Linked DNA regions of Homo sapiens: regions 2, 3 and 4 are each linked to region 1. The links are chromatin contacts, found by Hi-C or POLR2A ChIA-PET in ENCODE. All regions are on one chromosome and are shown on one strand. Each heading gives the region's core, a stretch centred on a gene start or an enhancer-like site at or near the end of the contact. The rest is flanking DNA. Distances are from core to core; before and after follow the strand shown.

Region 1 (3,076 bases), core at 354-2,853:
GCGCCGGCAGCGCGGCGCCGCCCACCGCGGAGGTCCCGGGGCTACGGGCTGGGGAAAGGCTGGGATCCGCCGGGACCAAGGCGGGATGCTCGGAGCTGGGGGCCCCCGGGTGGCCGCGGGGTCCGGTTGCCCGGCTGCCCTTCCGCGCAGGTGGAGCGGCCGCGCACCCCACCTACCACCACGCACCCCAGCTCCCCTACTCCCACCGCAACCCACCCCGAGGACGCTTGCAGCCCCGGTGGGGTTCCGGGCGGCGGGCGCAGCCGTGTGCCCTGGGGCCAGGCGTGAGAACGCCCCCTCCACCACTCTCCTCTTTCTCGGGCCTGCGTGGCAGGCGACCCTGCCCGCCCAGTCCCCCCAAACTTGAGGTTCCAACGCTGCAGAAGCTCAGCGTGGTCCAGTTAAACCGTACCCACAAGTTGCCACAGGGGAGCGAAGTGCCCAGGGCTCACCCCAAGCACATAGACGCACATCCTAGCTCTTTCAAACCCAAAAAGACATGTTTTTAACATTTTTTAAAATTGCAAAGGAATCAGAAATACATCCTCATTAAAAAACAAAAAGGGCCGGGCGCGGTGGCTCACGCCTATAATCCCAGCACTTCGGGAGGCCTAAGCGGGTGGATTACTTGAGGTCAGGAGTTCAAGACCAGCCTGGCCAACATGATGAAACCCTGTCTCTACTAAAAACACAAAAAATTAGTCGGCTGCAGTGGCGCGCGCCTGTAGTCCCAGCTACTCGGGAGGCTGAGGCAGGAGAATCGCTGGAACCCGGGAGGCGGATGTTGCGGTGAGCCGAAATCGCGCCACTGCACTGGGCAACAGAGCGCTACTTCGTCTCAAAACAAAAAAGGCGTTTTACAGTCAGGCAAACCCTGCCTCTGCCCAGTCCAGCGCCCGCCTCGCCCTCCTGCGCCGGTCGCTGCTGACCCGGGGCTCCACCCACGTGCGGTCCCGGGGGTCCCGCCTGCCGTCCGTCCACCGCGCGGTCGCAGTCAGAGCTCGGCTCGGGGCGGACACGCATGAACGCGAGTGAGAAGCGGCGACTGGACGGCGGGCGGCAGCGTGTCCCGCGGGCCGGGCACTCGGGTGCGCTCCGGCGTCCGGTGTGTGTTTCCTGGTCCTCGGGGGCGCTTCCCCCGGTGCTTCCTTTTGCCGTCGGCCTCACTTCCAACCGAAGGTCAGGACGGCAGGCCTCGGCCCCAGGGGCGACCCTTCCACCTGGGAAAGGTGGGCGCGAGCCTCCAGCAGAGACCGCCTTTACCCGCCCCGCGTGGGAAGCGCCAGGATCGCGAGGAAACGCGACACGTGCATCGCGACGGCCCAGGCACGGAGCCGCAGGAAGCTGGCACCTGACGCGCCTGCGCCCACCCAACTCGAGTTGGTGGCGCGTCACCTTCCCCTGGGATCGCCCGCAGCAGGGGCGCCCACGCACGTGCCAGTCCACGTGGCCCCGCCCTAGCGACCGTTGCTAAGGGGCGTGGCTCAGCCGCACGGAACCCGAGCCCCCGGCGACTTATAAATATTTGCGTATTCAAATGAGGCCTGGCTCCCGTTGCTATGGCGCCCAGGCCGCAACCCCGCGGCGGCCGGAAGAACAGCCTGGAGTAGGAGACAGCGCCTGGAGGTGGAGGGCGCCCAGGGCCGAGCTGCCAGGGCCGGACACCTAGGCTGAGCCCTCAGGTGAGAGCCGAGCGCACCCTTGGGGTGGGAGCCGCAAGCCTCGCCCTATGACCGGTGCCAGGAGGGAACCTGCGCCGAGGCGTGGGCGCGGGGACGAAGCAGCACAGCCATCGGGGACCCAGTGATGGCCCCGCATGTCAGATCTGGTCCCCTGAGGACCCTTGCCTCCACCACCCCCTGGCCCTGCACTGAAAGGGCTCCCTGTCAGGAGACAGGAGGGGCCCCAAGCCCTGCCCCTGAGGGAGACTCAGAGGCAATGACCCAGGGTGCTCAGGGTTCCAGGGTGGGGCTCAGGAGGGGAGCGGGCTCTGCCTTCCGAGCCCCCATGGTGAAGGGGCGAGGGCAGCAGGGGACCCAGAGGTGATGGCTACCCACCAGGGAATGGCACTAGCAGGGGTGTGGAGACAGGCCCCCCAGTTACCAATTTGGGGAGCATGGGGGCTTGCAGAGGGGACACAGGGTGGGAGCAGGGCCGTGAAGTGTGTGGATGGGTTCAGGCCTGGGTGAGAACACTAGGTGCAGTGTCTGAGGTGGGAGTTCAATGGGGTCTTTGGATCCCACAGCCTCCAACCCCTTGCACCCCCAGGCCTTGGGGCTCAGACCAGTCTGATGCTTGGGGCTCTTGGGCACAGAGGAGACAAGGGTAGCTGACTCAGCCCTTAGTGTCACCCATAGGTGTCCAGGGGCTGCCCGTGACCCCGCCAGCTCACGCCCTCCATGAGGCTCGAGGCTGGCAGGCCTGGGATGGAGGTGGCCAGAGTCTTTGGGGGGATGCAGTGTTGGGGTCCTGCTGTGAGGCCTGGGGCCTTGCACTGGCTGGAGAAAGGCAGGCAGTGGGGGAGATTTGGGCTGGAAACTCCATGAGATTCTGCTTTGGGCTTCACTTCTTTGATCCTTGGTGCATGGTCACCTTCCAGACCAGGCCAGTGAGGCACCCAGAGCCTGAGCCACTGCCCCGCTCCAACACTCCCACCCACCACCTCTGTCAACAGCCGGCCAACTCGCCTGGCACAGGGGCAGCTCTAGACGGGATGGAGAGGATGCATCTTCAGTGTCCACACGTGGTCAACAGATAAAAGCCATGGCCAGAACGTTCTAAGTGGCTACATGTGCATCTGCCTGTTCACGGATTCCTTCGACAAATATTTGAGCATCCCCTCCTGCGACTGTGGACAGCAGAGGAGCACGCAGGCCACGTGCAGGCCACGTGCAGCCCACAGCTCTGGGGCGAGGCAGGCCCTCAACCGAACACGTAGTAAGACACACAGGGCTCCGAAGGGAACTCGTCTCATCAGGAAGATAAATCTGGGAAGGCTGGGTGGGGAGTGCAGTCAGGGGATCAGTCCAGGTCCAGACTGAAGACACATGAAGGTGGTCAGGGAGGAGGACACTGG
Region 2 (6,599 bases), core at 3,249-5,748, 240 kb after region 1:
TGTGTTCCCACGGCTGAGGTGGCCACAAACAATTGCTGCCTGTCCAGGCCATGCTGGGGACGGCGGCCCCACTCCAACACACAAAGGGTGCTGTGTAGAGCGCTGGCTTGTCCACCCCGGCCAGTGGACACACTCATCACAGCCCAACCCGGAGCCGGGGCAGCTGCCAGGTCTCCTCAAACAGCCTTCCTCCCTGCACCCCTGCTGGCCTTGAGCCCCAAGCCCAGCCCTGGATGCCAGGCTTTCCCAGAAGGAATCAGGCCGGTGTCCTGCCTTGCTCAGGAGGGCATGGCCACCCACCCTCGGGAGCCCACCCAGAGGCCTGCAAGATGGTCACCAGGAGACGACAAAGTCTGTGTGTGTCGGGGGAAGGGGCAGTCCCTGCCTCCTGCCCACAACCACTGCAGTGGCCACTGACCAGAGATCCAGAAACGCCTACCTGGAGTCTTCCCACCTCTCTTCTGCTGGTGGGAGACCCATTTCTTGTGACACTGCACATCCAACCCCTCCCCTGGGTCCCAGGGGTCACCTACTGCTCTCAGAGTGGAAGTGCTGCAGGATACGGGCCAGGGAGCCACTGCTGGCCAGGTCGGTCAGGGCCCCAGGACAGCTGGGGATCAGGAGGGCATGGTACCGGGCACCTGGGGGGAGACCACAAACCAGGTAGCAGCCACATGTCAAAGTGAGACTACCTGCAGGACCAGGCCCGAGTGCGTGGCCAGGACAGACCCTCCACAGGGACCAGCCAGCCTGGTGATGTCATCTGTCCCTTTTCCTCCATGGGCTACAGCTCCCAAGGGCCCCCCTGACTTTCCTGTCTCCACACACTCACCAACTCTCCTCCCCAGAGGGGCTCAGAAACTCTGGGGCCCAGGATGTGGGGCTGGAGGCTGCCCCAAATGGTCACAGGGCTTCAGGGGCTGAGCTAGGGAGCTCACTAAGACCCCAAACCTATCTGGAACCCTTGACCCTCCAAGGTCCCAGGCACCCCACCCCCAAGGAGTGGGTCCCGGGCCTACCATCGATGGACTCGAGCTTGGCGGGGCTGGCGTAAGCCTTGAGGCGGAAGTCTTGCACCCAGCGTGCATTGCTCTCAGTCACATCCACAAATTCCATGGCTTTCCCCTGGAGAAGCAGAGCCCAGGGGCCGAGGGTCAGCACCAGGGATATCCCTGTCGGCTCAGAGGGAGCCTGAAAAAGCTGACAAGGGACCCAACAGCATCCCCCTGAGGCACAAAGGCCCCCGACCACCCAGCCTCCTTCACGGGATCTCCCAGGGTCGGGGAGCCTGTCCCAGCAGCAGCCTCAGTGGTTTATTTCCTAGCCAACCCACCAACCAAAAATTTTTATACATAATAAATAAACAAAAACCCGCAGTGACAAATACATAATGCATCCTTACTATGACTTATGTACATCTGATATCCCTGGGTCCCCCACGATCAGAGGGTGGAGAATTCCTCCCAGTGGAAACATGTGCCCCTCACACCAGGGCTGCGCCTTGGTCTCCTCCTCACACACGTGCAGAAGCACAGACCCACAGCAAAAAGGTCTCCCTTGGGCTGGGTGCAGAGGCTCACGCCTATAATCCCAGCACTTTGGGAGGCCGAGGCGGGTGGGTCACCTGAGGTTGGGAGTTCGAGACCATCCTGGCCAACACGGTGAAAACCCATCTCTACTAAAAATACAAAATGAGCTGGGCGTGGTGGCGCATGCCTGTAATCCCAGCTACTCGGGAGGCTGAGGCAGGAGGACTGCTTGAACCCGGGAGGCGGAGGTTGTGGTGAGCCGAGATCGCACCACCGCACTCCAGCCTGGGCAACAAGAGCGAAACTCCATCTCAAAAAAAAAAGGAAAAGAAAAGGTCTCCCTCATCACAGATGGGGGATCAGAGCCCAGGAAATGGGGACTGGGACAGGGGGACGCCACCAGGGTTTGGTTACAGACTCTTCACCCCTCCACCAACTGCAGGGGCTCCCCACTCCTCCCAGGCCGCGGCGGCAGTCTCCTGACCTTGCCCCCGGAGAGGTGGAGACAGACCCCAAGTGTCCAGTGGGGAAGGAGAGGCTGGACTTACCCCAGGGGTGGCCACCTGCAGGTTGAAGGCGGTGCTGGCCATCGTGAAACAGTGGAGGAAGGACTGGGCCGACACACCTGCAGAAGGTCCCAGTGAGTGTGGGCTCGACAGGACTAGCGTGCCCCGCCTCAGGGGGCTACCCAGACACCCCCATGGCCTCGACTGACCCCAGAACACGCTGAGGAGCAGCCCTCTCCCCTACACCCAAGAACGACTACTTGAAGCCCTGGGGCAGGGCCAGCCACCCATTCACGTCCAGGAGAAGGAAGCTGGGAAGGCATGAGTCAGAGGGGCACAGCCAGGTCTGCCAGAACGGTAGGCCATCCCCGGGCCTGCATCCCCCATGGCGGGCTCTTTCCCCAGCCTGGCACTGTCACCTCCAGCCTCAGCCAGAAGCTGGGAGAGGATGCAGCCCACCTCAACTGTCCATGCCACTCCCACACCCCAGCCTCATCCTAGTGCTAACAGAGCCACGAGAGACCTTTCTGAAAGGCAAACCCGGGTGTGAGGGTCACAGAGTTCAGCTCATCCTCTCACTGAACCACCAGGGACTCAGGCCCTCAGGCACCATGGAGAACGCAGAAGTGTCCTGGCCCCCCCTCACCCCTTCCAGGGAAGCCGCTCAGAGGGACCCTTTCCTCACAAGGGTTCTGGGATTATACCCCTCCCCCGCCAGCTCTTCCTAGCATCCTTCGGCCCCTCAAAAAACTTTTAAAAAAGAAACTCAACACACCACACCCAATCCAGAAGGCTCTGGGGGCCTCTGTCCTACCAGGGGAAGGACACAGCCCCGCCCACCCTGCCTGCCGGAGAGCACTTACAAGTTTATTCCAAAGTAGCGTGAGCTGTATCTCTCTACATTTATTTTAACTCTGGGGCCCAATCCCTCAGCTTCATTTTTATCTTCATTCTTTTTTTTTTTTTTTTTTTTTTTTTGAGACGGAGTCTCGGTCTGTCGCCAGGCTGGAGTGCAGTGGTGCGATCTCGGCTCACTGCAACCTCCACCTTCCAGGCTCAAGCAATTCTCCTGCCTCAGCCTCCCGAGTAGCTGGGACTACAGGAGGGTGCCACCACGCCCAGCTAATTTTTGTACTTTTAGTAGAGACGGAGTTTCACTGTTTTAGCCAGAATGGTCTCGATCTCTTGACCTCGTGATCCGCCCGCCTCAGCCTCCCAAAGTGCTGGGATTACAGGCGTGAGCCACTGCGCCCAGACTCTTCATTCTTATATAAGTTAATACATATTCACTGTAAAATGTCCACTTATCGAGGAAAAACAAAGTGCCCAGTAGACTGCCGCAGGCTCTGTTCCCCCAGCTGCCCGCCCTTCCGGCCTCCTGAAGTGCTGCCCCCAGCCTGCTGGCGCTAAGACCCCACGTCCTCAACATGCCGGACCTCCTCACGCCTACCTGCTCTGGAAACAAGCCCCAACCCACCCCCCCAGGACTGAACCCCACTCGAGGCTCCTCCCACCCGCAGTCTGGGGGCATCACTCAGGACCCCTGGAGCTCAGCACATCGTGACGCCACAACCCCACAGCCCCATCTCCCCGTCCACACTTGAGGAGCTACAGACTTCAAGAGGCAGACCCCTGGGTCGCAACCCCGGCCCCCACCTCTCCGTGGTGCGGTGACCTTGGGCTGCTCACTTCCCTCTCCAAAAGGCTCAGAACAAGGCCAGGCACCCTCGTGCTCCGCTGCTCATCCCTCCCCTGCTGCCCTGAGACCCTGCAGGCTCAGCGCCAGGGGACGCACCCCGCTGCGCTCCGACCCGCGTGAGCCCCAGGCCAGTACTGCCCTGGTACCCTTGCCCCAGGACGGGGGCCGCGGGGCGCCTTCTCCAGGAGGGGGCTCCGGGTCTCCTCAGAAGCCGGTGGCTCAGAAGGTCAGGGTCCCCGCGGCCGCCCGACCTCAGAGCTGGGTCAACTCCCGGAATGGCCCCTCCCCACACCCGGGCTCCCCTCTCGCAGCGCAGCGGCCTCAGAGACCAGGCCCAGGCACGCGGCTCCCTCCGCTAGAAACGTCGGGCCCGGGCCGCCTCGCCGGGCAGACGAGACTCGGAGGAGCGACGCGGCGCCGGGATCCATCACGACCCCCCGACCCCGCCCCGAGCTCCATCCCACCAACCCGCGACCCCACCCCCGCCCCCGTCCCCGCCCCGAGCTCCATCCCGACACCGACCCCGCTCCGCCCTCCCCCGGCCCCTGCCCGGCGCCCCCAGCGGCCTCGGCCTCCGGCGCCACGTGACGCGCGCCCACCGTGTCCCGAACCTCCCGCCCCGGGCAGCCCCCTCGCGGACGCTCTTCGGACACTGGCCCCGGCCGCCGGGCCTCACCTTCGGCGGCGCCGCTGGCCACGAGCAGACAGGCGGGCCTGTTAGGGAGCCGCTCGGACGCCATGGCTCGGGCTCGGCGCTGGGTCTGCGCGTGCGCGGCGTCTGGGCGCGCCCGGGAGTTCGCGGGTCACGTGCCCTGGCGGCCGGGGGCGGAGCCGGGTGGGACTGGGCGCCTGCGCGTTCGTACCCGGTCCGGGTCGGCTGGGCTGCCCGCCGCTCCGCGCGCCCGGGCGGTCGCAGGTCGCGCCTGCTTTGGCCCCGGCGGGTTCGGCATCCGAGCCTGGCAGGGGCCAATAGGTAGGGTCGCGAGGGTCCTCCCCGGCCGCATGCGCAGTCTGAGCGCGCGCGGGGTAGGGCTCTTGGCCTGGGGTGGGGGCGCGGGCATCAGCAGAGCCAGGCGGCGGTGTCGGGGCGCGAAGGTGCCCGTGGTGTTCCGGTGGCCACACCCGAGGAGCAGGGGAGACCGGGGGGCTGCGGGGTCAGAAGCTCCGGGTGTCCCCGGAGACTAGGAGGGGGACGGCGGGGTCCAGGAGGCGGGGTGGGCTCCGCCGGCCCAGGACGGGGGCGTCGCGGGGAGGCCTGCAGGGTTGTGGGGCGTCGGGCTGAGCTCCTGGGAGGACGGAGTGTCACTTCCTGAGATGGGGACACCTCGGGCGTGCTGGCTTTGGTGAGGAGAATTGAAGCAGTTTTTCTTTTTTTTTTTTTTTTTTTGAGACAGGGCCTCTGGAGTGCAGTGGCGTGATCTCGGCTCACTACAGCGTCTGCCTACCGTGTTCAAGCGATCCTCCCACCTCAGCCTGTTGAGCAACCGGGACCCCAGGTGCACACTCCACCACGCCCAGCTAATTTTTTTGTGTTTTGGGTAGAGAGGGGGTCTCACTGTGTTGTCCAAGCTGGTCTCGAACTCCTGATCTAAAGCGATCTGCCTGCCTTGGCCTCCCAAAGTGCGAGGACTACAGGCGTGAGCCACCGCGCCTGGCCTGAAGCAGTTTTTCCTTAGACTGTAGTTGGAGGGGGTGAGACCACGTGGAGTGGTTGGCAGACAGGCAGGCACCCTTTGAGGCCAAAAGGGCGCTTGAGACAGAGCCAGCAGGCGAGCGGGCCGCCCAGGTCCCTGGCCCCCTGCTGCCAGTATGAAGGTCCCACCAAGCCTCTGCTCCAACCAGGGGAACCGTCATGGTTGGGAACAGCCAAGGTGAGGAATTCTGTGGGTCACACCCCCTGAAAACCACTGGCCTCCGCCGGGCGCGGTGGCTCACGCTTGTTATCCCAACACTTTGGGAGGCCCAGGCGGGTGGATCACGAGGTCAGGAGTTCAAGACCAGCCTGGCCAAGATGGTGAAACCCCGTCTCTACTAAGAAAAATACAAAAATTAGCAGTGGCAGCACCTGTCATCCAAGCTACTTGGGAGGCTGAGGCGGGAGAATCACGTGAACCCAGCGGGGGCAGAGGTTGCAATGAACCAAGATTGCGCCACTGCACTCCAGCCTGGGCGACAGATTGAGACTCCTTCTCAAAAAAAAAAAAAAGCCACTGGCCTCTGGCTCCCCCTGGCCCAGCCTGGAGAAGGGTCCCTGACCCCCGTCAGACAAGCAGTGCACCCTGCCTCACCTGACACAGAGCCCTCCCACCACAGGGGAAGTGGGAGCTGGGAGCTCCTGGTACAGGCAAGGCCGAGAGTTGGGTTAGGGAGCAGAGGACGGAGCTGAGTGAGTGTCCAGTGTTAGGTGGGTGGGGGTGTTAGTGGATGGAGGTGTCTGAAGCCTCGCAGGCCTGCGGTCACACCACAGGCTGGGCCTAGCCGCTTGGAGAGCTTTCTGGATCTGCACAGGATCTTGTCCCCCACAGACACACACTGTGGGCCTCAAACCCGGGAGCAGGAGGGGCAGGTTGGAGCAGGTCTACCTGCTTGCCCAGCCCCACCTGCACTGGCCCCAAGGTGTCCCTGATGGAGCTGAGCTGGACCAGCCACAGGTGCAGGGCTGAGTCTGCAGCAGCCCCCTCCCCATTCCTCTTCCCCTCCCCCAAGTTAGAACAGCAGTATGGAGGAGGAAGCTGGAAGCCAGGCTTGGCCCTCACGCTGGCGGCAAGTCTAATGCGTGTGTGTGCACCTGTGTCCACAGGTGGTGTGCCCCCTAGTGTACCCTTGGGTCCCCACCGTAGTCCAAGGTGTCATGTCTGTGTGTGG
Region 3 (6,726 bases), core at 2,274-4,773, 170 kb after region 1:
GGTCAGGGTTGGGGGTGGGAGTTTCAGGGAGGAGGGGAGGCTGGGACAGGGGCTGCAGAGGCCCTGCCAGGAGAGGCAGGAGGGTGGGCTGGCAGGAGCCTGTGGGCACGCGAACTTCAGCCATCCTAGATTCCTGGTCCCTGCGTCCAGCTGCCTGGCGTTGCCCCTTGCTGCGGGGTGTCCCTGGTGGCAGGGGAGGGGGAGGCAGGGCCGGGCATGCCCGGACCTCTGCCCCCACCCACCCCGTGCTCAGTCCTGGGTCGGCTGTGCTGGGAGGCAGGCCCAGCTGGCGGCGGCCCCTCCCCTCGCGGCCCCTCCTCCCCTCGCGGCCCCTCCTGGGTCCCAGCCTCTCCCGGGCCTGCTTAGCACCCAGGCCTTGTTGGCATAGCTCTCCCACCGGGCCTTCTCCGCCTGCCTCGGTCTCCTTTCCCACCCTCAGCTTCCCCAGCTTATCCCTTCCTCCCTCAAGCCATAGCTTCCAAACAAGGACAGGGCCAGGGCCTGAGGGGCCTCCCCATTCCAGGGCCCCACCCAGCGCCTATGAGGGCAGCCTGGAGCCCCTGTGACTCAGCTGACCCCTCCCCAAGGTCACTCAGCATGTGGAGCTGGAACTTGAACTTGGAGCCCGTCCCTCTACCCTCCTGCCCTGCTGGGACCTCCTCCCCTCCACAGCCCGACTGACCGGGCACCCCGCTCTGCCTCACTTCACACCGGGAAAATGACCACAGTACAAAGTGCAGCCTGGGCCTCCAGGGCTTCGTCCCCACCACCAGTGGGCCAAAGAAGCCTCCCCAGGGGGGCGGGGCTCCCACAGGGCAGGAGGCAGCCCCATACCCATGTGCTTCAGACCCAGACACCACACCTGGACCCACCCCACTGCTGCCCGGCCCTGCCTGGGCCTGAGGTCCCCGATGCCCTGCAGGCAACCGAAGGCCAGGAACCTGGCCTTCCCCAGGGGGGTCGCGTGTCACAGCCCTCCATGTTTGCGTGCCCCCAGGCCTGAGTCTGCAAGGGTGCGTTGGTGTCTCGCCCAGGTGTGTGCCTGGACACACGTGCCTGGCGCCCTTGGTGGAGCCCGCCAGGAATCCCATTAAGCAAACACTCAGGCTCGCCACTGAGCCCGTGAACATTCCAGACATTCTCCACGGATAGATGGATGGAGGAAGTGGCCATACCCCCTGGTGCACCCAGCCCCTCATGTCAGCGGCAGTGCCCCCGGGCCTCCCAGACCCTCCCACTAGGCCAGACCTGGTCAAACCAGAAAGTCCCGGGTGCTCCGAGCCACTCCCTTGACCCTCCATACCAACAGCAGTGGCTGGTGACCCCCACCGTGGCAGACCCAAACTCTGAAGCCACAGGGGACAGCCCTGCAGCCCTGGCAGGAGGCAGATGGTGTGGACCTGTGGGGAGCTGATCACAGAGCCACAGAACAGCCAGGTCCCCACAGGGCATAGTCCCCTTGGGACAAGTCAGCCTGGTTCAGGGCCATCAGGCTCTGTCCATCCCCCCGGGAAGCCCCTAGGGTCCAGCCCAAATCAGACCCACCTGTCTGCCCTGGCGGCTGGGCCTTAGTTTCCCCAAAATGCTCGGGGAAGAGGTCAGCACTAGGAGCCCAGAGACAGGCTCTGAGGATTCTGCCCCTGGGGGAGGCCAGAGGCACCTGCCCCATAGCCACCCTACCTCGTTGGAGGGGCAGTGATACTGTGTGTTGGGGCCACTGGACTGGCTCCCAGTCTCAGCCCCCACCACACCTGCCCTCCAGTCCCTCCCCTAGGCTTGGCTGCTGCCAGGGGTTCTGCGCTGGCCACCTGGCCGCATCCCTGCCCTCGAGGTGAGGAAACACTGCACCCCGGGGACCCCAGGGTTTCCTGCCCGCACAGCCTCTTCCCTGCCAGGTCTCCCAGGCCCAGGAAAGAGCCAAGGGCCAGCCTCTTTGCTGGGGCCTGGACAGAGGTGGCATGTGTGGGTGGCAAGTCCACATGTGGGTGCAGGAGCCCCTTGGGGTGCAGGCCTGGGGTGGGGCAGGAGTGGCGGCTAGAGCCGGGCTCCCTCTGGACTTCAGGACCTACCCCAACTCCAGCCTCACCTCTCCTGCCATCCTGCAGCTCCCACCCGCCCTCCCCCAACCCCCACCGCACCCCCCTCCCCCCACACTCCCACCTCATCCCCCTCCCCTTACCCATCCCACCCCCCTCCCCACAGCACCAGGGCCTTAAACTCCATGCTGCCCAGCTTGGAAGGCGCCTTCTGCCCCCAGGGCCCTTGTCAGAGCCTCCCAGTCAGCCTCTGGGGGGTCCCTGTGGAGCACCTAGGGTCTGAGGCATGACGAGGCTGATCGACTGTCAACTGGGACGTGGGGCCAACTGGGACGTGGGGCCAACTGGGATGTCGGGCAGGGGCTCTGCCCCCCAAGGGACCCCCACCCAGGCCAGGCCAGTCAGGGATCTGGCCCAGGGAAGGAGGGGAGGAACCAGCCAGGCCGGAGGAAGTGTCAGCGCAGCCCTTCTGTCCACCCAGGTGTGGGACAGGCACTGGCCTCAGACCGGGGCCACACTGAGGTCTGCCCTTCTCCCGCTGGCCGCCACCCAAGACACCATGAGCCAGTCCGGGGCCGTGAGCTGCTGCCCGGGTGCCACCAAGTGAGCCCTCCCACCCATCCCGAATACCCCACCCTCACCCTCTGAACAGTCCCCAGGGAGGGGTGCAGTTTGGCCCTGCCCTGACAGCCCCTCCCCTGCAGTGGCAGCCTGGGCCGGTCCGACGGTGTGGCCAAGATGAGCCCCAAGGACCTGTTTGGTGAGTGAGGTTTGAGAACGGGCTGGACGTCACAGGGGAGAAATGGGCACTGCATCCAGGTGGGGGACAGCTGCTCCTGCCCCACAGCTGTGCCTGGTCTGGCCCAGGGGATCTCCGGGTGCCCAGGGAGGCCTCTGGACCCTAATCAACCTTCCGAAAGCTCCTGGCCACTGGATCCCCTCCCCCACACCCGTAAGGGGAGAGGCCTTTACTAATAATTCAGGGAGCATCAATATTGATTCCGCTGCACTCATTGCTGTAACCTGATCACAGCGAGGTTCAGGCAGGATAAGCCGCCAGGTGTCTGCTCCAGGAGGGGGGCCTGGCCAGCCCCCACCTCCCCCCACTCTGCCCTTCCCCAGAGACGACCCTGCCCTCTCGCTAGCTAGATGCACCCTTCACTTATGTCTTTGGACAAGGTGCCTAGTCTGGAAAGCGAGAAGACCTGGGAGGGCAGGGAGAGTGAAGCTGGCAGCTCTCAGAGTGGGAAGAAGCCGGGCTGGGACCCCCTTCCTGTCCCCTCACCCTCCGGGACAGAAACCCCCCGGGCACAGGCTGCTGGTCCCCACTCCACTCAGAGCAAGCCCATCGCCTTCTCCGAGCTGCGTCCTTCTCCAAGGGGGCTTCCCTGGAGGGAGGGAGGGGGCTTCCTGCAGGTCCTGATTTCACACCCACATCCTTCCTGGTGGCCAAGAGGTCCACGGAGCAGCCTCCCTCCGCTTGACTCCACCTTCCCTTGTGGGTCCAGTCCCAACTGGACGGGAGGCTGTGGGTCCTGCCCGTCGGGGGAGTGACTGGTGTCTCCCGGTTCAGAGCAGAGGAAGAAGTATTCCAACTCCAACGTCATCATGCACGAGACCTCGCAGTACCACGTCCAGGTAAGGCCCCGCCCCCAGGTAGGCTCCGCCCCCAGGGAGCACCCTCAGGACATGGCTGTCCTCAGGTTCTCGTCTCCACAAAAAATAAAATAATTAGACGGGCATGGTGGTGCCGGCCTGTAGGCCCTGCTACTGGGGAGGCTGAGGCGAGGGGGTCACTTGAGCCCGGGAGGCGGAGGCTGTAGTGAGCCAAGATCGCACCACTGCACTCCAGCCTGGGCACCTGGGTGACAGAGCTAGACCCTGTCTCAAAACGAAAGAGAGAAAGAGAGAAAGAGAGAAAGGGAGGAAGGGAGGAAGGGAGGAAAGCTCCAGGGAGAGTGGTCAGCCCAGCTTCTGACACCCACGGGGCCGGGGGAGGCCAGAGCCAGAACTGCCCACACTGTCCCGGGCTCAGCCACGGGGCCGGGGAAAGCGCCCCTCTGGTTCCAGTCCTGGGAACTCGCGGCCTGGGGGGTGAGGCAGCCCAGGGTGTGCCGGGAAAACACTGTGGCTGCTGCCCAGCCCTGGATGGGAAGAGCCCCTGGAGGAGATGATCATCCTGGCCCCAAAACGAGGAACTGTATCGGGAGGGAGCAGGCAGAACAAAGACGCCCTTGATGGGGGATTCAGGGAGGCCCGGGCTGCTTCTCAGGGCTCAGACGGGGCTGCCTGCACGCGCCGGACCAGCCGCCAGCCCTGAGGGCTTTTCTGTTCTCCTAGGTCAGTTTCATTGACACGGAGAACTCAGGAAATGTTTTTTTGGGGGGTTTTGTGTGCGTGTGTGCGTGTGTGCGTGCGTGCGTGTGTGTGTGTGTGTGTGTGTCTTTTTTTCTTCCTTTCTTTCTCTCTCTCTCTGTCTCTCTCTTTTCTTTTCTTTCTTTCATTTTGAGACAGGGTCTAGCTCTGTCACCCAGGTGCCCAGGCTGGAGTGCAGTGGTGCGATCTTGGCTCACTACAGCCTCCGCCTCCTGGACTCAAGTGATCCCCTCACCTCAGCCTCCCCAGTAGCTGGGCCTACAGGCTGGCCCCACCATGCCCATCTAATTATTTTATTTTTTTGTGGAGATGGAAGTCTCCCTATGTTGCCCAGGCTGGTCTCAAACTCCTAGGCTCAAGCAATCCTCCCCCCTCCTAGCCAGGCCTGGTAGTGTGAGCTCGTAGTCCAGCTACTTGGGAGGCTCAGGCAGGAGGATCCCACCACGGCCCTCCAGCAGCCTGGGCAACAGAGTCTTAGGCCAGGCGCGGTGGCTCACGCCTGTAATCCCAGCACTTTGGGAGGCTGAGGTGAGTGGATCATCTGAGGTTAGGAGTTTGAGACCAGCCTGACCAACATGGCAAAACCTCATGTCTACTGAAAATACAAAATTAGCCAGGCGTCGTGGTGCATACCTATAATCCCAGCTACTCGGGAGGCTGAGGCAGGAGAATCACTGGAACCCAGGAGGCGGAGGTTGCAGTGAGCCGAGATCACACCACTGCACTCCAGCATGGGCAACAGAGCGAGACTCCATCTCAAAAAAGAGAAAAAAAAAAGGGACCAGGCGCGGTTGTTCATACCTGTAATCCCAGCACTTTGGGAGGCCGAGGCGGGTGGATCACCTGACGTCAGGAGTTCGAGACCAGCCTGACCAACATGGTGAAACCCCATCTCTACTAAAACTACAAAACTTAGCTGGACGTGGTGGTGGGAGCCTGTAGTCCCAGCTACTTGGGAAGCTGAGACAGGAGAATCACTAGAACCCGGGAAATGGAGGTTGCAGTGAGCCGGGATTGCGCCACTGCACTCCAGCCTGGGGGACAGGGCGAGACTCCATCTCAAAAGGAAAAAAAAAAAGGCCCCTGCGCCTGGGTACGAGCTGGGCTCCCGGTTGTGGTCCAAGCCTGGGTGCGAGCTGGGCTCCCGGTTGTGGTCCAAGCCTGGGTGCGAGCTGGGCTCCCGGTTGTCGTCCAAGCCTGGGTGCGAGCTGGGCTCCCGGTTGTCGTCCAAGCCTGGGTGCGAGCTGGGCTCCCGGTTGTCGTCCAAGCCTGGGTGCGAGCTGGGCTTCCGGTTGTGGTCCAAGCCTACAGGACTAGGAAAAGGAGGGAGGGTGAGGGAGCCTGGAGCTGGGTCCTCCTGCAGGACCAGTCCTTTCTGCCACAAACAGCCCTGGCTGGGGGCCCAAAATGCCCCCTGGTTCCCCCTTGCTGTCCTCCACACCTGCAGAGGTGAGACAGGTCACTACTCTTTGAGCCTCAGTTTCCTCGTCTGTACAATGGGTCCAAAGAGCCATCAGGAGTCCCTGAGCTCTTGAATCGGGCTGTTTTGGGTGACCAGGGCCCTCCCAGCAGCCTGGGCAGCTAGACCCTGCATACAGCCAGGCTGGTGACTTCGGCCAGCTCAGTGTCCAGGGGAAGGCACAGAGCAGTGGCCGAGTTCACTTTAGTCCCCTCTTCCTGGGCAGCTCCACCACCTTTCTCAGGGACTCTGCCCTCTTCGGGAGGAGCCTGGGGCCTCTCAGCCTGGCTCCTGGACTTTGGCCCCAGCTGGCCTGGCCTGGCCCCCAGCCAGCAGGAGCCTCGTCTGCCCAGAGGCCAACAGAGTGAGGAGTGGAGGGTGGGTGGGGCTTTCCTGCCTCTCCCCGATGAGGACACTGGGGACCAGAGAGAGGGTGAGAGTCTGGTGGGAAGTCTCTCCAGCCAGGTGGGGGCCGGATCAGATTGGCCCTGACAGTGGGTGGGGGGCACCTGAGCCCGGGTCCATGGTTTGCTTTTTTCTAAGTTATCACACAGTAAAAGCCATGTGTACGTGGGGGTGTGGTTCTGTTGCCACCATAGTCGACCCATCAGCCCCATCACTCCAAACCTGTGAATCCCCGACCTTGGTGGCTACCCCCAACCTCTGGCAACACCTGCCTGCCTTCATCACCACAGTTTCTGTTTGTTTGTGTGTTTGAGACGGAGTCTCGCTCTGTCACCCAGGCTGGAGTGCAATGGCGCGATCTCAGCTCACTGCAACCTCTGCCTCCCAGGTTCAAACCATTCTCCTGCCTCAGCCTCCTGAGTAGCTGGGACTACAGGCGCCCGCCACCAC
Region 4 (2,500 bases), core at 1-2,500, 250 kb before region 1:
AGTTGCAGGAGGGGGTTTGCGCCGGGTGGAGCTTGCGTGAGGAGCGCTTTTGGATCGTCCTCCGTGAGTTGGGCGCCATGGCTGCCTTCTGGGCAGAGTGCAGGGCCTGCCTTAAATGTTGTGGGGGTTCTGTTCTCAACAAAGGCGTAAGTTGGGAGCGACTGAGCCACTCCAGGAGGAGGTGTGGGCCCACGGCGTGTTGGAGGTGGAGCCACAGGACCTGTCCATAGGTTGGATGCTGTGTGGGTGACAGAGAGAAACCGGGGCTCACGGCCTGGGCAGCGGGACGGGCGGAGTCGTCCTCACCTGTGCTGGGGACCCTGTGGGAGCAGCAGGCTTCCGAGCACGTGCTGGACCCCGGCGTCTCCGGCTGCACCGAGTGGTCAGGACATTGAGGCCGGGTCAGGGAGCGTGAGATACCGGGACGAGCGGGCCCAGGGCTGAGCCCAGCGGCGTCCGGGTGGGCGGTGGCGTTGAGATGGGAATTGGGAATTGCACCGGTGGTCTCAGGAGGATGGAAAACCCAAGCAGCAGCTGCACCAGGACCGAGGCAAAGGGACCGCAGTTTAACAGAAAACCCAAAACGAGAGCGAGAAAACGGCCAAACACCCGTGCGAGTGAGACGTCCATGAGCCTTCCCGGCAAAACGCCCAATAAGGGAGAAGGGGCAGGCGCGGCGGGGGCCGGGGTTCCCTGAAGTCCCCTTCGTTTCCAGAATCCCTAAAGATCATTCCGCCCCCCAGGGAGGAAACCCAAGCTCCGCCGAGCGCGGCGGGTCTGTGCCTTCGCTTCGCTTCCAGCCTCTCGCTTCCTTCTGACCCGACCCCGAGTTCTTTCTCCGGACGGTGTCGAGAACCCGGGCGCCGGCTGGGGCTGGAGTCTCGCTGGCCTCGGAGCGCCCCCGAGCCCTCGGGCGACAGCGAGGCGAGGACCCAGGTGGAGGCGGCCGGGGGCGCGGGCGGAGGGAGGAGGCGCGGGAGGGAACCCCCGGCCCGCGGGCCCCACCCACAGCCGCCCCGGGACGCAGCTCGGGGTCCAGGCTCGAGCTTTGCTCACTCAGGGCGCTTCGTGCAGGGAACGCCAGGCCCCCGGACGCGACCCACGCGGCCGCTGCCAGCGGGGACCGAGGGGAGCCGGGGCCGCGGCCGCGAGTCCACGTCCCGCCCCCGGGCCCGGCCCAGCGACCGCCCCCGCCGCCCAGGGACCGCCCCCGCCTCCCAGCGACCGCCCGGGCCCTCGGGGCGGGGACCGCGGACCTTCCTGGTGGCGCGGCAGCCGGGCGGCTCCTCCTTCCTCCCGGCCCTGGCGTGGAGCAGAGGGACACAGGTTCCCACGCTGGCGCCCGGCGACCGGGTGGGGCTGCGGTGAGTCCCAGAGGCCCCCGCCCCGCAGCTCCCGGCCGCCCCGGCCCGTCCCCCCAGCCCCCGGTCGCCCCATCCTCCCTCCCCCACCCGCGCCTGCCCCAGCCGCCTACACCCCCGAGACCCCCACCCGCCCGGCGCCCCGGCAGCCCCGGACTCCCTCCCCCATCCCGCCCAGCGCTCCCCCCACCCTCCACACACGCCCGCCCCCACGTGCCACCAACAGACGCAGGTCCCGACCACAGAGGGTGGGGGCAAGACCGGGGTTGTGGGGGGTGCGTTTGGAAAGCAGGGTTAGGACTGGAATTCTAAGGTAGCAGGAGGGAGAGACACACTCAGGGGCTCAGCTGGGTTCCTGGAGATCAACCTTTGGGGTCTGAGCCCCTCTGAGAGTCGAGCTCCTTTCCTGCGAGGCCCCGTCTAGGAGGGGCCTCAGGAAAATCGGGGCTGCCCAGCTGGTTCCGCAACTCCCCCCAGTTCTGAGGGAGGCTTCAGGGGATTACAGACGGTCTCAAGAGGGAGGCCCAGCCAGTCCCGCGGCCCCTGACACCCCATCAGGCCGCTCAGGCCCAGCAGCTCCATGGAGGACGCCGGCGAGGACCCCACCACGTTTGCTGCCCACTCTCTGCCCAGTGACCCCCGTCTCTTGGCCACTGTGACCAACGCATACCTGGGCACACGAGTGTTTCACGACACGCTGCACGTGAGCGGCGTGTACAATGGGGCTGGCGGGGACACGCACCGGGCCATGCTGCCCAGCCCCCTCAACGTCCGGCTGGAGGCCCCTGCAGGGATGGGGGAGCAGCTGACCGAGACCTTCGCCCTGGACACCAACACAGGTAGCGCCACCTGGCCTGCCTCACCCCTGCCCCAGGCATTGTTCCAGGTCGGTGGGGCAACCACAGCATCGAATCCCACCAGCACCTCCTGAGTTTACACAGGAAGTCTCACTAAGACAGGAGGCCCCAGAGGCCCGCAGGGTCCCCCCTTCCCTCCACCTGGAGGCCTCCTGTGCAGCTGTAGCGGGAACGAGCAGCCGAGGGCCCAGAGGGATCCGCCTCATTGTGGGGAGAGGCAGCGGTCGGGTGGTCCACTCCTGCCCCAGAGAGGCCATAGCTTGGCAACCCACCTGCCTTCGC

The links. Hi-C counts contacts between places; a loop is a spot of excess contacts on that map. ChIA-PET counts read pairs that join two places held with the same protein, here RNA polymerase II (POLR2A). Pooled maps may share reads with other maps.
Region 2: a loop to region 1 is called in a pooled map, with 12 times the contacts of the local background. The contact joins the promoter of GATD1 here to the promoter of LRRC56 in region 1. A Hi-C loop is called at or near these places in 4 of 37 single-sample maps with no recorded cell type and 9 of 50 pooled maps.
Region 3: a pooled map shows a loop between it and region 1 (2.3-fold over the local background). The contact joins the enhancer-like site here to the promoter of LRRC56 in region 1. A Hi-C loop is called at or near these places in 4 of 168 maps with a recorded cell type or tissue (B cell, mammary epithelial cell and naive thymus-derived CD4-positive, alpha-beta T cell), 17 of 37 single-sample maps with no recorded cell type and 15 of 50 pooled maps. POLR2A ChIA-PET finds 5 or more read pairs at or near these places in 12 of 52 experiments (CD4-positive, alpha-beta memory T cell, CD8-positive, alpha-beta T cell, GM12878 and 8 more).
Region 4: a loop to region 1 is called in a pooled map, with 3 times the contacts of the local background. The contact joins the promoter of PGGHG here to the promoter of LRRC56 in region 1. A Hi-C loop is called at or near these places in 2 of 50 pooled maps. POLR2A ChIA-PET finds 5 or more read pairs at or near these places in 5 of 52 experiments (A673, GM10248, HepG2 and 2 more).

Annotation. Positions count from the first base shown.
Region 1 is chr11:535,924-538,999 of GRCh38, forward strand. It overlaps LRRC56 (leucine rich repeat containing 56), which reads left to right and starts at 1,604. Exons shown (of 14, transcript NM_198075.4): 1 at 1,604-1,682; 2 at 2,675-2,937. RefSeq lists an enhancer at 1-312.
Region 2 is chr11:772,989-779,587 of GRCh38, forward strand. It overlaps GATD1 (glutamine amidotransferase class 1 domain containing 1), which reads right to left and starts at 4,499. Exons shown (of 8, transcript NM_182612.4): 1 at 4,411-4,499; 2 at 2,078-2,154; 3 at 1,020-1,125; 4 at 534-641. The coding sequence starts at 4,474. LOC124900301 reads left to right here and starts at 4,590. Exons shown (of 2, transcript XM_047427954.1): 1 at 4,590-4,707; 2 at 5,129-6,599. It overlaps GATD1-DT (GATD1 divergent transcript), which reads left to right and starts at 4,590. Exons shown (of 2, transcript NR_126343.1): 1 at 4,590-4,707. RefSeq lists silencers at 3,920-4,129, 4,140-4,849, 4,900-4,999.
Region 3 is chr11:706,813-713,538 of GRCh38, forward strand. EPS8L2 (EPS8 signaling adaptor L2) reads left to right here. Exons shown (of 21, transcript NM_022772.4): 2 at 2,518-2,639; 3 at 2,741-2,796; 4 at 3,610-3,674. The coding sequence starts at 2,596. It also overlaps a transcript of DEAF1 not described here. Among named protein-coding and RNA genes, the nearest start is that of EPS8L2, 3.9 kb to the left of the region's middle. RefSeq lists enhancers at 115-1,041, 1,042-1,969, 2,897-3,824. Within about 2 kb of position 3,524, at least 13 of the 41 ENCODE cell types and tissues checked have a DNase peak (open chromatin) inside an H3K27ac peak, as active enhancers do.
Region 4 is chr11:287,876-290,375 of GRCh38, forward strand. It overlaps PGGHG (protein-glucosylgalactosylhydroxylysine glucosidase), which reads left to right and starts at 1,251. Exons shown (of 14, transcript NM_025092.5): 1 at 1,251-1,364; 2 at 1,929-2,200. The coding sequence starts at 1,942. RefSeq lists enhancers at 1-427, 428-957 and silencers at 841-1,370, 1,381-1,440.